Linked DNA regions of Homo sapiens: all the other regions are linked to region 1. A link is a contact called in ENCODE Hi-C or POLR2A ChIA-PET data. All regions are on one chromosome and are shown on one strand. The core of a region is the stretch at or near the end of the contact, and the rest is flanking DNA. Distances in the headings are between cores, read along the strand shown. Region 1 holds the start of MPHOSPH10 (M-phase phosphoprotein 10). Region 2 holds the start of DNAAF10 (dynein axonemal assembly factor 10). Region 3 holds the start of PPP3R1-AS1 (PPP3R1 and CNRIP1 antisense RNA 1). Region 4 holds the start of APLF (aprataxin and PNKP like factor).

Region 1 (3,487 bases), core at 439-2,938:
TTCAGGAGTAAGAATTTGTCATTTAAAGTGTAAAGAGAAAACATTTTAAGCAGAGGGATGAAATGATGATTTACACGAAGGAAGGAGAAAGGGACGAGGGAGGAGGAGGAAAGTACAGTGATTAGAAGGTTGATGCAGCATTCCAGCGAAAGGATAATGGTGATTTAGACTGGAGTTAGAGCAGTGAATATGCTGAGTATAGTTTGGAGGTAGAACTGACAGGATTGCTAAAGAATTAGATATAGAATAGAGAAAAATGAAGACATTAAAGTAGCAGCCTAGTTTTATGTTTGAGTACCTGAAAAGACAGAAGTGCCATTTACTGAGATAGGGAAGGCTTGGGTGGTGGTGTCAGGCCTCTGAGCTGAAGCTCAGCCATTGTAACCCCTGTGACCTGCACATATATGTCCAGATGGCCTGCAGGAGCCAAGAAGTCTGGGGCAGCCGAAAAACCACAAAAGAAATAAAACAGCCAGTTCCTGCCTTAATTGATTAATCAACATTACAACATTCCTCCATTGTGACTTGTCCCTGCCCTACCTTAACTGATCAATCGACCTTGTGACATTCTTCTTCTGGACAATAAGTCTTATGATCTCCCCACCATGTACCTTGTGACCCCGTCCTCCTCTGCTAATAGATAACCACCTTTTACTGTAATTTTCCATTACCTACCCAACTCCTATAAAGCAACCCCTTCCCCATCACCATTAGTTGACTCTCTTTTCGGACTCAGCCCACTTGCACCCAAGTGAATAAACAGCCTTGTGGCTCACACAAAGCCTGTTTTAGTGGTCTCTTCACACAGACGCGCTTGACAGGTGTAGCATGGGAAAAGGACTTCAGGGGATGGCAGAGTATAGGTGGGTAGAAACAACAATTCTATTAAACAGACACAACAGCTCTATTTTGGACGCAGTGAATTTGAGATGCTTGACAGTACCAAAATTTTAAAAATCGTTAAAAGTTGTACAGTGTGGATATCCCAGTTGTGTGCTACGGAATTCAAACTAAGCTCAGTCTGTAGTTGCTGTGAGCTGGGAACTCAGGGAAAGGTTGGGGTTTGAAACATAAATGAGTAATAATTTCATAGATCACATTTTAAATTCTTCAACAAAATACATATAAAACGCTTGTGTTGGGAAGAGACATGGAAGTTCTATTTCTGAAGAAGCTTAGTCATGGGGGGTGGACAGACAAGTGACAAGTTCGTACTTTCAATAAAGTATGCTAAGCGCTAAGTGCTTTGAGAGCACATAGGAGGAAGGAGAAACCAACAGTCTGTGTGTAGAGGGATGGGGGCGTAAGAAGCCCAAGGGAAGCTTCTAGGTGTTAACAATTGAGGTTAGAGTGATTTCAGTAACACTCAACTGAGAGATCCATCTATACAAATTTTAACAGTTTTTAAAATTTTGATAGCCTAGGAAAGCATAAACTCTGAAATTTGGGGAAAAGCGATTTTACGTTTCCCCTTACCTTCCCCCAGCTCCACAATTTGCCGGAGGCCTGCAACCCGCGTCCACGTGAGACCCCGGTCGCACCCCGAGCCCGGGATCTGCGCACTTACGTGAGGAAGCACTCGGGCCGACCCGTGGCTTTGCCGACTTCCGTCAGACACCGCTCCAGGGTCCGTCGACGCCAGACCTGCGGCGCCATGGCTGTCAGCAACTCCCGACACAATGCAGCATGCAAGGGAAGGGAGCCGCCCGGAAACCGCGCGGCAAAGATGCGCCCAGCGCAACTTGGATTTCAGAGCCGAAAGTTCCGCGGCGCACAGGTTCCGGACTCGCCCTCAGCCAGAGCCAATGGCAGCGCGAGCGCTTTCGCAGGAGGGTGGGAAACAAAAATCTCCATGGTCAGCCCAAACGCCTTTCAACTCTCTCCAAACTTCGTTTTGTATTTTTCAGGGGCCCACAAAGGGTGACCCGTCCTGGCCTTACGTTTCTGTTTTAGCTAAAGTAGGCCCGTTGTAGCAGGAAAGCAGCGACCTTCGCCACGCCCCTGACCTTTCTGTCCCCGCCCCCTCTGCCTCCCGCCCCGCCCTCTGCCGCGCGTCTCTCAACCTCCGTGGCTAGTCTTGACGTGGCGGGTTGCTTTCCAAAATGGCGCGGGTGCTGAAGGCTGCAGCCGCGAATGCCGTAGGTGAATACCGGGCACCGGCGACCTTCGCCATGGGACAGGGAGCGTGGGAACGGCGGTCGGGGGCGGAGGAGGCCTCGGCGTGGCCAAAGCACCTTGATCTAATGTCCTCCCCCGGGGGCGCGTTCCACAGCAGCTGCTGTCACTTAGGCAGAGGGTGCCTTCCAGAAGCGCCACCGCTTAGTAGCGGGGATTGCCTTGTGCATGAGTCCCATTTCCATCCGAGAGCTGTGCGCCTTGGGCTCTGCACCTTCCAGTATGTGGGCGGGAGAGTCGAGGGAACTTGCCCGGCAGGTCAGGCAGGGCAGGGACAGAAGTAAATAGAAGCGGATCGGTAAGTTATTTTACCGCGCACCAATAAAGAGACTGGGGAGAAACCAGAAAGGAGAGCACGTTCCGTAAAAACAACAACTACTAGTCGGCCGAACTCCAAGCGTGACCAGCTTTCTGTTGGGAACACTCAAAGGTCAGTGGTGTAAAGAATACAAAAGGAGTGGTTTTTCCACGTGCACTAATATATTTATCGCGTACACAGATAAAAGCATGTGGATTTGGAAACTTTCTTGAGTTCTCTCCCCCTTCATTTTTTTTAAAATATGTACATAGAATCAGTTATGACAGAAATAACTGTAATAATTGTCACGTTTTCTGACTCACTTTCTCCTCTTTTTATCCTTTTTTTTTTTCTCTTCCTCCTTTTATGAGAGGGCAAGTATTTCCCTTAATCTGAGATTCCCTATTAGGAAGAAGGTGCCAAGTGGTAATGCCCCAGAGTTACTCCGGGACATTCGTGATAAATCCTTCTAGCACCAGAGCCCACATTCTTAACCGTAAGGCATACCTTCCTCTTAGGTGATACACAAGATAGGAACGTAAAACTATAAATAAATGAATATTTGGGAAAAGGCATTTTTATGTCTATTTTTAGAACTGCACACTTTAATGATTGACAGTTTGGGAAAAAGTATGACTTCCAACAGGTCATATACATACTGCAAGAACTCAATACAGATAAAGGTGCATGTTTGTTTTGTACTTACATACACATCTTGGCATAAAGGAAAAATGAAGACAGTGTATTCCAAAGATTGCCTTTGATTTGTCCTATTAAGATACTTGAAGCTTAATGTCTCCACTTGTGTGTGTGTGTGTGTGGTTGAATATACATAAAGTAAAATTTACCTTTTTTTTTTTTTTTGAGACAGAGTCTCACTCTGTCGCCCAGGCTGGAGTGCAGTGGCGTTAGCTCACTGCAACCTCTGCCTCCCAGGTTCAAGCCATTCTTCCGCCTCAGCCTCCCGAGTAGCTGGGATTACAGGCACCCGGCACCACGCCCGGCTAATTTTTT
Region 2 (3,487 bases), core at 254-2,753, 3.0 Mb after region 1:
GGGACATTTGGTTTTCCATATGAAAAAAATATATAAACAAATATACACATACCATCTAGGTTTGTGTAAGTACACTCTATAATATTCGCACAAGGACTAAGTCATCTGACAAAACATATCCCAGAACATATTCCCGACGCTGACTGTATATACTTCTTGTAAAGCAGCAAGTGCTTATATTCATTATTTACCTGCTTCTGTTTATGGCAATCTCTTTACTCGACCTTTTCTCAATTTGACATAGAACATTATAAAAGATACACAGAAGAAGAGCCAGTATTTTGGTGTGATCTCAGAACTAATTTACAAATTCAATTAATATTTGTATCGAATGCAGATTTTTAAGGCATTTGGGAAGTTCAAACTCAATATGGTAAATTTTTAAACTGGACAAAAACCATACAACAGAAAAGTCCCATTAAGTAAAGCCTATTCATGCCTTTTCATCTCTGTAGGAGAGAAAGCCTGGTGTATTGGGAAATGATTGAGATTTTCCTTACCCTGATTTCTACATTCCTTGATTTCAAGTTAAAGCGTATCTGAAGTCCCAAATGTTCCACAATAGGAGTAAATATCTTCATCCAGTTTTCTTTCAATGGTGTGTATCTGTTAGCTGGGACTGGAATTTTCCTTGTTTCTTCTTTCCCACTCTGTAAATAAAAGAACACACAACTCAGAAGGCTATGGAGGGACGGTGATGGAGTTTAAAATGACATCTGATCCACAAAGGGCCTCCTTTAACTGAACTAGTTACACTTCAAAGAATCACTTCTCTCTGAGCATCACGGCAGAACAGCCCCACCGCAGCTTCAACATTCTCCAGAGGCCATCGGCTTGATCCGCGTCTGGCCCTTGCCTCGTTGCTGTCCTAGGGTCCCAGCCACATACCAGGAGCCCGTCCCCACAGAGGGGTGGGAAGACGGGCCTCTTCGCCGGCCTGGCCTCCTCTGTGTCCATGCGGCCCGCATCCCCGCCCTCTCCTGCTGCGGACAGCTGTTCAGCCTGTCGTTTCTTCGCCCGTCGGCCACCCTTGCGGGTGACCTGGGTAAAGCCCTCCTCTGCCCTGGCGCTCTGCGTTTCCATTTCGGATTCCATCCCCGGAAATCTTAAAGCGCTGCCGGCTGAAACACGTGCGCAGCTGCACCACGCAGAAGCCAGCCTCAGCCAACCACCCCTGCAGCTCCGCCCCTTTCCTAAAACGTCACAGGCCGGGGACCTGCAGGATTTGGGGCCGGTGGGGGGGAAAACGGGGTTAGGCTGTCCTAAGATATGCCTGATGGTCTTGGGCTCACTCCAGCCGCGCAACTCCCAGCCCAAGTATTTTGTAATCTCTAGTATGTATGTGTGCGAAAGGCAGTGGGTAAAGGCGATAAACAAATTCGTGCTGTTGTGAAGGAACATTCTGTGCGATCGCAGGAGCGCATCTGGCATTATCCGGGGATAACTACAGCCAACATGCCAGGGCATCTGGGGCAGAATACGGAAAGCGGGAGGGACAAATTGCCAATGTTTGGAGTCTGGTTTCCAGGTTGCCGTTTTTGGGGGCTCTGGGTGTGGCGGTTGCCGTAGCTGAAATTGGCTGCACCATGTCGGCCTTCGAGAAGCCTCAGATCATCGCCCATATCCAGAAGGGCTTCAACTACACGGTGTTTGACTGTAAGTGGGTGCCCTGCAGCGCCAAATTTGTGACCATGGGCAACTTCGCACGGGGCACCGGCGTCATTCAGCTGTACGAGATCCAGCACGGGGACCTGAAGCTGCTTCGGGAGGTGGGTGCCGGGTCGAGGATCCGGACTGCCGTTGGGGGCGAGTGCGGATCCTGGGGTCTGCATTCCTCTTTGCCAGAGCCTTCGCCCAGCGTCCCCCAAAGCATGGCTTGAGCCGCGCGAGACCAGAGAAGCTGACCGCCGACTGAGGAATGTTTCCTATTTAAAACCTTTCTTCTCATCCGCGGGGTAGTTCCTCCGCGCCCAACCGTCCTGCCACCCCCAGTGCAGTCCAGCCAAAGCGGGCACCAGGATGCCTGCAGTGTGGTTGGAAGAGGCAACCTAACACATTCGACAGGCATCAGCTGAGTGCCTGGTATTCCCAGGGATGTGAATGGTAATGTCCCCCATCTCATGGAGTTTATTTTCTAGTGGGAGAGATACTCAGTTCAATAATCAAAGCAACGATACATAAATACAAACCGAGATGAGTTGTCTCACACAAAGGAACACGGTTACGGTTCAATGAGAGTGAAAACAGATTTGGGATGAATGAAAACAGATTTTGGTATGTGCAGAAGCTAACTAGGTCAAACTAGGAGTAAAGGACAAGGTTTCCAGGGCTTCTGCACATGCAGAAGCTCAGTGATGGGAAGAAGTTTATCTCCTTAAGAAACTAGAGGGATAAGCAGGAACCAGACATTGCAAGATCTGTAGGACATTCAAAGGATTTATGCCTTTTTTCTAAGAAAAAACGGACACAACTGAAAGGATTTAAGCAGGGTGTGGAAAGATTAGGTTTGCAAGGTTTTTTTGAAGATTACTAGTGAAAGAATTAGAGAATAATGATAGTAACTAGCATTTTATAGCTGTTTATAGTTTTTAAAAAGTGTTGATTTTGTTACCTGAAAAAATGATCAGTCATTATCAGATCAGGGTTGTAATAGACTACAAGTGCAGGGTAGGTTAACTCTGGGGATCAAAACCTATGGAGAGAATCTGCTTGGAGGAGGTAGGGATTAAACTGGTAGATAAAGGATGAATACAATTTGGACTGTTAAGCCTAGAATAGAAAGTATGTAAGACCCCATCCCGCTTTAAGTTTCCCTGAATGACAAACATGAAACATGGCTTATTTTTTTCTACCTTTCCTTCGTTCCTTGTATTGTTCATCACTTAGCTTCTGGTAACCAGTGGCTTTTTTTTTTTTTTTTTTTTTTTTGAGACAGGGTCTCAATCTGTCACCCAGCCCGGAGTGCTGTGGTGCAAACACAGCTCACTGCAACCTCCGCCTCCCCACCTCAGCCTCCCAAGTAGCTGGGACTACAGGTGTGTGCCACCACACCTAACTAATTTTTTTGTACTTTTTATTTTTTTATTTTTTATTTTGGTAGAGATGGGGTTTCACCGTGTTGCCTAGGCTGGTCTCCAACTCCTGGGCTCAAGCAGTCTGCCTACATCGGCCTCCCGTAATACTGGGATTACAGGCGTGAGCCACCAAGCCTGGCTACCTGTTGCTATTCCAATGTTCAGTTCAGATTATCTAATGTATGATGCCCTTCCTGATTTCTACACAAAGTAAAATTTCTTTACATTGCATTTTGGGTTGTTTTTGTTTTTTGTTGTTGTTGTTTAGGGATGGCGTAGCTCTGTCCCAGTCCGGAGTGCAGTGCTACTGTCATAGCTCATCGCAGCCTGGAACTCCTGGGCTCAAACCATCCTCCCGCCTCTCCCTCCCAAAGTGCTGGATCAGGTGTGAGCCACCATTAAAAAGAAAAGGT
Region 3 (3,487 bases), core at 476-2,975, 2.9 Mb after region 1:
TGGACTCCGCCAAAGGGGAGTCTGGACGGTTTATGGGAATGCAGAGCTGGGTGGAAAGTCTTTCTGCGAGTGGGAAGTATCCCTTCTCCTCGTTTGCCCAGGTTCTCCCCACGCCTCGGGCTGCGGCCAGCTTTGGCTCGCTTCTCTGTCTTTGCAACCTGGTTCCTGACTCTGCCAATTCATATTACAGATGGGCCTGCGGGTGCTGCACCGGGGTGACAGCAGTCCTGATGGGCCGTGCAATTCTGTAGTGGATCCAAGTCGGTACACGGATGCACAGATACCTTTGACTGCCTCTCGCAGGACTTGGATTTTTCCTGTTTTTTGGTGCGGCATCCGGGTGGTTCTGACACCCTAAGACTGCTCCTCTGCTCCTCCTCTCCCGCAAGGCTTCCACTCCAGGGCCCCTGTCCCCCTTTCGCTAGCACTCGCGCACCCCTCGCGCTTCCTCCCGCCGGGGAACCCTCGCATTTCCTCCTTCCCCTCCCAGCCTTGCCTTCTTCCCCGCCCGCCTCCAGCCACATGACCGGAAGGGCTCCGCCACGCGACGTCACCGACGTCCGCGCCCCCGCCCCTGGCCTCCCCCCACCCTGCACGCAAGGGGCGGCCGGCTGAGGGGCGAACGTGGTCCGCGCGCTCAGCGTTCCCCAACCAGAGCTCGCCAGAGCGCCGCGGCACTCGCCGCCCAGCGGGGCGCGCAGGTTCCCGGATGTGCGGCGCTCGCGGAAGCCCCGCCCCCGCCCCGCGCGCTGCAGCACTCCGCTTTCCCCTCCCTCTCCGCCCTCCCCTTTTTTCGTGCCTTGAGGTTGCGGGTCAGCGCGAGCCGCTGCAGTGAGTCCGTCACGGCTCCGGCGCGAGCGCGAGGCTGCAGCCCCCGAGTTTCCCGGCCGTCTTCGCCCCCTCTCCCCCTCCTTTCTTCTTCTCTGCCTCTCCTGCCTCTCGCCGCTGCTCCTCCCGCGCTCTCCGGCTCTGAATCTCGACCTTAATTTATTTCCCCCTACCCTGCCCGCTCCCTCGCGTGCCCAATCGCCCGGCCGGCGCGGGCCCCGCGGCGCCGCCTCCCCTCCCCCACGCGCGCCCCCTCCCCGCCGGCGACCCGAGGGCCGCAGCTGGGCCGCCGCCGCCGTTTCCTGCGAGCCAGCCTGAGCGCAACACTTCTCCGAGCCAGCGAGCCAGCGAGCCGCCGACCCGCCGAGCAAAATGGTGAGACCTTGGCTTCCTCGATGCACCATCCCTCCCCCTACTGCCGCCGTCCGGGTCGGGTGCGGGGGCGAGCCCCGACGCCCCCGGTCGGCTGTCCCCCGTGGAAAATTCCAGAGACCCGGGCCCGGCGGGTCCCGCGGCGGTTGCGGGCGAGCCGGAGAGGGCGGCGGGGCGGCTGCTGACAGGACGGCGGCGGGGCCCCCGCGCCCGCCCCCGGCCTCTGCGGGGCGCCCCTCTGCTGCTCGGCCGCCGCCCCGCCGTCGCCCCACCCCCGCGCCGCCGGTCCCGCCCGGCATCGACCCCCGCGGGCACCGCTGACCATCAGCCCGGCGCACTCTCCTTCTCGCGACCCTCCTCCACGTGGAGCACCCCCCTCCCCTCCACACTCACTCTGTTTTTCGAGTTCGAGGGTATTCTGAAATCCTTTGGAAATAACAATATGTGGCAAATGGCACTTTACATAAGACCCACTTACTCTCCAGAGCTGCTGCTGCTTCCACTCACTGCCTGTTTCCCAGCAGTGAGTCTTGGCAGGGAACCCTGCCACTCACTTCCCCTCTCCTGCGAGCGTCGGTTTAGCTGCGGTGCGCAGCCCTGCGGGGTTTCCGTTCGCTGCTGCTTTGCTCGCTGCCCTGGCGAACCGGAAAGATCCAAGGTGTTTGTTCACGAAAACATACGCGAACTTGGTTTGGGAGAAATGGGGGCGCTTAATTTTTCATGCTTCCGTTACTACCAAGGGTTTTTTCATTTTCTTTGGTACCTTCTTGTGTCTCTCTCTTGGAGTGGTTGTTTTTGAATCATGGCGATTTTAATTTGTCTTTCCTTACCCTCACATTAATCCCTAGGTAGAATTCGCTGCTGTAGTGTTTCAGACCGACGCTAGGGGTGTGTCTCCCGCCTCTGTCGCTGCAGCCAAGAAATCAACGACGCCCTTTTAGCCTGTTACCTTACCGGTTCTCTCGCTCGGGGAAGCCCTAGTCGTTAGTTTCCTCTTTGTAATCAAGAGTTGTATACACAGTAGAGAAAGTTCAGAGTGCTATTCCGCGTATATCAGATACTCCATCATGCGATTCAGTTATTAGGCTTTCTCTAAAAGTCTTTGAACAGTTGTCAGAAGACTTAAACTGGTTGACGGTGGGTAATTTCTCGCATCTTTTCCACTGTATGGTATCCCACCCTGTATGTAGAATTTAAGTGCTTCAGTGTACGTGGTGGATTACTGAAGGGAGGAATGCTGTTGCTTACAACTTAAAATCGATTTGGTGAAATCGATTTTAAGGGAAGAACGTGAAATTAGAATATTCAGGTAAGTCAGCTTTTATTTAAAATATAGGGCAAATGAGTAAGTGCTTACTGGTGCACTTAAAACCCAGATTAAGAGCAGACTTAAATGATTGCCGATTTTGATGTGTAGAGAAAGTTTTTCCTTGCCAACTTGCGAGGCAGCTCAGAGAGGCAACTTTGGCACCTGAAAGTCACAAAACAATTTAGGAAGATCATAGCCATTCATCATATAATCTTTTTGTTGGCATAGTCTTTTGAAGTGAAGAATTGCATTTCAGTGCTTTAATAGAATTTCCTTATGCACATGCTTTACTTGAAGGTCAGGATCTTGAAGATCTTTGTTCATTGCAGGGAATGTTTTTACTTAGCTTTATAAACAGCACATTTGAGGAACAATGATCTAGCCTTTTGTTGTTTATATATTATACAGCGAAGTGGTATGGTTTCCAAATAGTAACTCTCTTGCGGTGCACCCCGTCCTCTGTTTTTTGAACAACAGACTGAAACTGGGAAGTTCTCTTTTAGCTCTTCAATTTCTTATTTTCCTGTTAACTCTGTTTTCTTGTCTTTTAAAATATTTTACGGTGTATCAGACGATGTTGTTTCCTGCCAGGTCATTATGTTCCTTTTCTTCCCAGCTCCCTTTTCAGTATTTATTTCCTAATTCAACTGTTGGGTTTTTTTTTTTCCTCTTTCATCCTCCCAATACCATTTCAGGACCTACATAATGTTGGCAGTGGCTTTCCAACTTTAGGGTTATTTTGGTCTGCTGAATACAGTACTGGTTTGAAAGTATCAAGACCATACCCATAACTCAACTTTGCCATATGGGATGTCGATTAACCCAAATAAATCAGGCTTTGGAGTGATCTGGTTAATTTTTCTGGTTAATTGAACATACAATTCTGAAAACTTTCACACCCTTTGGAAAATCTCTCTTAGAACTCTTATTATTTACATTCTGTCAACAGCATTTACAGTATGAAATATCACTAGTTAA
Region 4 (3,487 bases), core at 324-2,823, 2.7 Mb after region 1:
CGATGAAAAAAATAGAAATGATGTTAAATATTTAAATAATCACTTGTCCAGTAAAAAAATGAACAGCAATTGAATATCTACTTCCTCAATAACCTTACCACATGCACATGTGCATGTACACAACACACAACACACAACACACACACACACACACACACACACACACACCCCTTTAGGACCAGCTTCCATAATACAATCTTAAACTACCACTCCTTTCCCTGCTCCCAGAAGGGACCTAAGGCAAGTACCAATGGTTCCATTTAGACTCTGGAAGTTAACCAGGACAACAGTACACACTCCTTACTCCTTGGTGTTAGCTCACTGACACAGGTGTCTCCCCGGTCCCAAGAGAAAACTCCTAAAGGGTAGGGACCCATGTTCCATTCATCTTTGTATGCCCCACAGTGCTAGAATCTGCAAAATGTTCTACACAGTGAGCACCAAACAAGAAATGTTGAATGTTAAAGAACAAAATAGAAAACTAGATGTACTTAAGAGATCTATAGAATTCCAGAATGCAATATGCAAATGTTCTTATTCCTAAACCTCTCCCAAAGAAGGTAGAGAATATTTAGCTTTGTGGCATTATGTGTCCAAAAGCTTATGTATGGACTTTAAATAATGTATGTATGGCTCAATTTTCTCATCTGAACAATGAGGATAATAAAAATAGCTAACTGATACGGTCTTGAGACAGTTAAAGATGTTGGTATAGGTAATGTCTCCTTAGACCAATGACACGAACGCTATACACATTACTTATGAAGGGTTAGCTACTCATTTTACTGGAAATAATAAATAATATAAATAAATAAGGTCCACACAGCTCTGCAAAGGAGACCAAAGGTTAAAAGAAATTAGCCTAGAAGACGTAATATCACAGTTTGGCAAACTTTTCTGTAAAGGACCAGACACTACTGTAAATATTTTAGGCTTTACAAGACAAGCCGCAATACCCTCAACCCTTGGAGCAACTATTCCCCCTGAAAAATTAGTAGATTTTTTGTTTACATTTTACATTTCAGAATTTAAGAATCATTCTTAGTTCATGGGGCCATACAAACATAGGCTGGATTTGGCCCCCAGGCACTAGTTTGCCAATCCCTGGATAAGATAATAATGGTAATACAGTCAGTGTTTTAAAAGCAACATAAAGAAATGTTTGTGAATTGGCTTAAAGGTAACTGAAAAACGTGCGGCCCCAAACTTCTAAAATCCGGACCGGCGGACCAGTGCGGTGGGGAAACCGGCCAGGACTAGGGCCGGTCTTCAGGAGCCGGCGCGGAACTCCACGGCTCTCGGGGTCCGCTAAGCCCCCGCCCACACTTACTCCCAGCAGCGGCCCGCGGCCGATCACCGTCTCCCCGGGCGCCAGGGCCACCCGGGGACCGCCGTCCCGCGGCTGCAGCTCGAAGCCCCCGGACATGGCGGGCAAGGATTAGGCCCCTTCGCCAGGAGACTGGCCCCTCCGCTGTTTCCGCCCTCCACAGACACGCGCGGGGCAAGCCCACGCCCTGGGAAAAAACACCGAGGGAGGGCCTCAAAGGCTCCCCGCGGCTGCGCCGGTCCTCTCAGAGCCCGGCCCCAGCGCAGCTTCACGAGTCCCGCCCCTCCACGCCTACTAATGACGCAACCGGGGATTCCCCAGTCTCGCCGCCTCAAAACTACTGTTTAAAAACCCCGGCTTATTCCCCAACACCCTTTTCACCTCCCTCCCATCTTGGAGGACGCCGGGCCTTGTAGTCCTGGTGGCTTTCTTCACTTCCTTTCCCGAGCGGAGACGCCCTGGAAAAAACTACCAATCCCCAAAGGCACTGCGCGCCCCTCTCGGCGCCTGCGCGAGTTCTGAGCAGGGCGGGACTCAGGTGGGCGGGATGCGAAGAGCTATGGGGAAGGATTCGAATTCCGGTGGATTTAAATCGCGGGAGGAGAAGCTACCGCGGCCTAGTAGGTAGAAGGGTCTTCCGTTCCCGTTGGCTTAGGTGTCTACGCTCCCGGGGACGCGGCCTGGACGCAAGCTCAGCCTTCCCTCCGCGGCCTGGAGCCGCAGTGACAGTCAACGCTGACGGTTGTTGTCACTTGTCAGTGCCCTGTGTTCTTGGGTTCCAGCAGCTGCAACCCGCGCGGGACACAAGGAGGGTGGCTCAGACGGGACGTGGGGTGATTAGCCCTGACCCGCGGGATTTGGACGGAGTGGGGCTCCCCGCCCCTCCGACTGCGCTGCCGCCGATCTATCCCTCCGAATGATAGTTGAAAGGGGGACGAGCTTTTACTTCACTTGAGAGAGAATTCAGGAAAGCTCAGTTCATAAAGGAGAAAGGGCAGAAGAGGGGTCGTTTCCAGGCATCCAGGCGAACCTGGACGTAGAAGAAAGATTCCTAGTGGGATTTTAGAAACTCGCAAAGGTATCCCCTGCTGTGAAATTCAAAAGCCTTCATTCCCGTTACAGGAATTCCACAAGGGGACGCATTTTATTCTCCCAGTAAGATCCTGGGAGAAGTGGATAAACACACTGTAACGTTTAAATGCACTGTAACGTTTTCCTAATGTGAGATTCTTTTCAAGAACGTTGTGGTTTGGCTTTGGTTTGTATTGGTGGTGGGAGGGGCCAAGGTGCATGGCAAAAACTTGCTCTTGACTCACCCGTTTTTACGTTTGCTTTCTTACTTCTCCTAACCCTCAAGAAGAAGACCTCTGTTGAACACAGACTGCAGTTCCAGCCACCACAGCTAATCTGGATCATGAATGGGAGCCACCGTGGTCTTGGCAAGTCCGAAAACATAGCTGAGTAGCTCGTCTAGAAAAGAGATTTGTGTTCAGCTGAGTTAAAAGAAGTATTTACCTCAAACCTCTCCTCTTGCACAACCAACCCCCGTTATAAAAGGAAGTGCAAAATGGAATAAACTGATTTTAAGTGAATACAAGCTGTCTTTATATACAAAAGTAACTCAAGGATGGTGATGTACCCAGTCATGCTTTCAACTGATTTGGGAAGCCTACACCATTCACCTTAGGTAAATTAGCTGAAACTGAGCTTTAAATCTGGGCTTCAAAGAGTCACATACTGTACCTAGCTGAGTTCTAAACATTGTTTACAGTTGTCACTCACTGTTGCTTGATGTCTTCAGTGACTATTATCCTTAGCTTGTAATTATGCATGTAGGATAGCTTCAAGGGGCCATTTCTAAAACACTACTCTTATGACTGAGTTGAATATTTGAGACTTTGTTTCATAATCCAGATCTCATCTTCTTGTCCATTTCAGATAGTAGTTGTGTCAAATGTAAGCACCTACCTACCTATAAGATACAAGTAGATAAAATTCTTATATAAACAACTAGAAGTCCAGCAAGTTTATGATTAAGTCACAAATTGCAAATTAATGATGAGGCATCAGTTCCCATGTACAACAAGTATTCAGGAGTTTAATAGGATTGACTCATATACATTTTCAAAGGTACAAAAGTACCGGGTATGGTGGCTCATA

What was found. A loop is a pair of places that touch in the nucleus more often than their neighbours do. ChIA-PET counts read pairs that join two places held with the same protein, here RNA polymerase II (POLR2A). Pooled maps may share reads with other maps.
Region 2: a map of CD8-positive, alpha-beta T cell shows a loop between it and region 1 (15-fold over the local background). The contact joins the promoter of DNAAF10 here to the promoter of MPHOSPH10 in region 1. A Hi-C loop is called at or near these places in 2 of 168 maps with a recorded cell type or tissue (CD8-positive, alpha-beta T cell and gastrocnemius medialis) and 6 of 50 pooled maps.
Region 3: a pooled map shows a loop between it and region 1 (12-fold over the local background). The contact joins the promoter of PPP3R1-AS1 here to the promoter of MPHOSPH10 in region 1. A Hi-C loop is called at or near these places in 2 of 37 single-sample maps with no recorded cell type and 6 of 50 pooled maps.
Region 4: a map of B cell shows a loop between it and region 1 (19-fold over the local background). The contact joins the promoter of APLF here to the promoter of MPHOSPH10 in region 1. A Hi-C loop is called at or near these places in 1 of 168 maps with a recorded cell type or tissue (B cell), 1 of 37 single-sample maps with no recorded cell type and 7 of 50 pooled maps. POLR2A ChIA-PET finds 5 or more read pairs at or near these places in 1 of 52 experiments (naive thymus-derived CD4-positive, alpha-beta T cell).

What each region holds. Positions count from the first base shown.
Region 1 is chr2:71,128,835-71,132,321 of GRCh38, reverse strand. MPHOSPH10 (M-phase phosphoprotein 10) reads right to left here and starts at 1,688. Exons shown (of 11, transcript NM_005791.3): 1 at 1,568-1,688. The coding sequence starts at 1,656. It overlaps MCEE (methylmalonyl-CoA epimerase), which reads left to right and starts at 2,093. Exons shown (of 3, transcript NM_032601.4): 1 at 2,093-2,142. The coding sequence starts at 2,103. RefSeq lists enhancers at 1,491-1,540, 1,641-1,690, 2,012-2,870.
Region 2 is chr2:68,155,543-68,159,029 of GRCh38, reverse strand. It overlaps DNAAF10 (dynein axonemal assembly factor 10), which reads left to right and starts at 1,503. Exons shown (of 8, transcript NM_138458.4): 1 at 1,503-1,769. The coding sequence starts at 1,587. It overlaps PNO1 (partner of NOB1 homolog), which reads right to left and starts at 1,142. Exons shown (of 7, transcript NM_020143.4): 1 at 889-1,142; 2 at 501-650. The coding sequence starts at 1,095. RefSeq lists enhancers at 831-930, 1,211-1,450, 1,731-1,870, 1,328-2,260.
Region 3 is chr2:68,249,841-68,253,327 of GRCh38, reverse strand. PPP3R1-AS1 (PPP3R1 and CNRIP1 antisense RNA 1) reads right to left here and starts at 1,725. Exons shown (of 2, transcript XR_001739527.2): 1 at 1,594-1,725. It overlaps PPP3R1 (protein phosphatase 3 regulatory subunit B, alpha), which reads left to right and starts at 796. Exons shown (of 6, transcript NM_000945.4): 1 at 796-1,203. The coding sequence starts at 1,201. RefSeq lists an enhancer at 1-346 and silencers at 437-876, 1,137-1,186, 1,367-1,476.
Region 4 is chr2:68,465,671-68,469,157 of GRCh38, reverse strand. It overlaps APLF (aprataxin and PNKP like factor), which reads right to left and starts at 1,573. Exons shown (of 10, transcript NM_173545.3): 1 at 1,331-1,573. The coding sequence starts at 1,426. It overlaps FBXO48 (F-box protein 48), which reads left to right and starts at 1,864. Exons shown (of 4, transcript NM_001024680.3): 1 at 1,864-1,947; 2 at 2,688-3,014. RefSeq lists a silencer at 1,289-1,498 and enhancers at 840-1,734, 1,735-2,630, 2,724-2,783.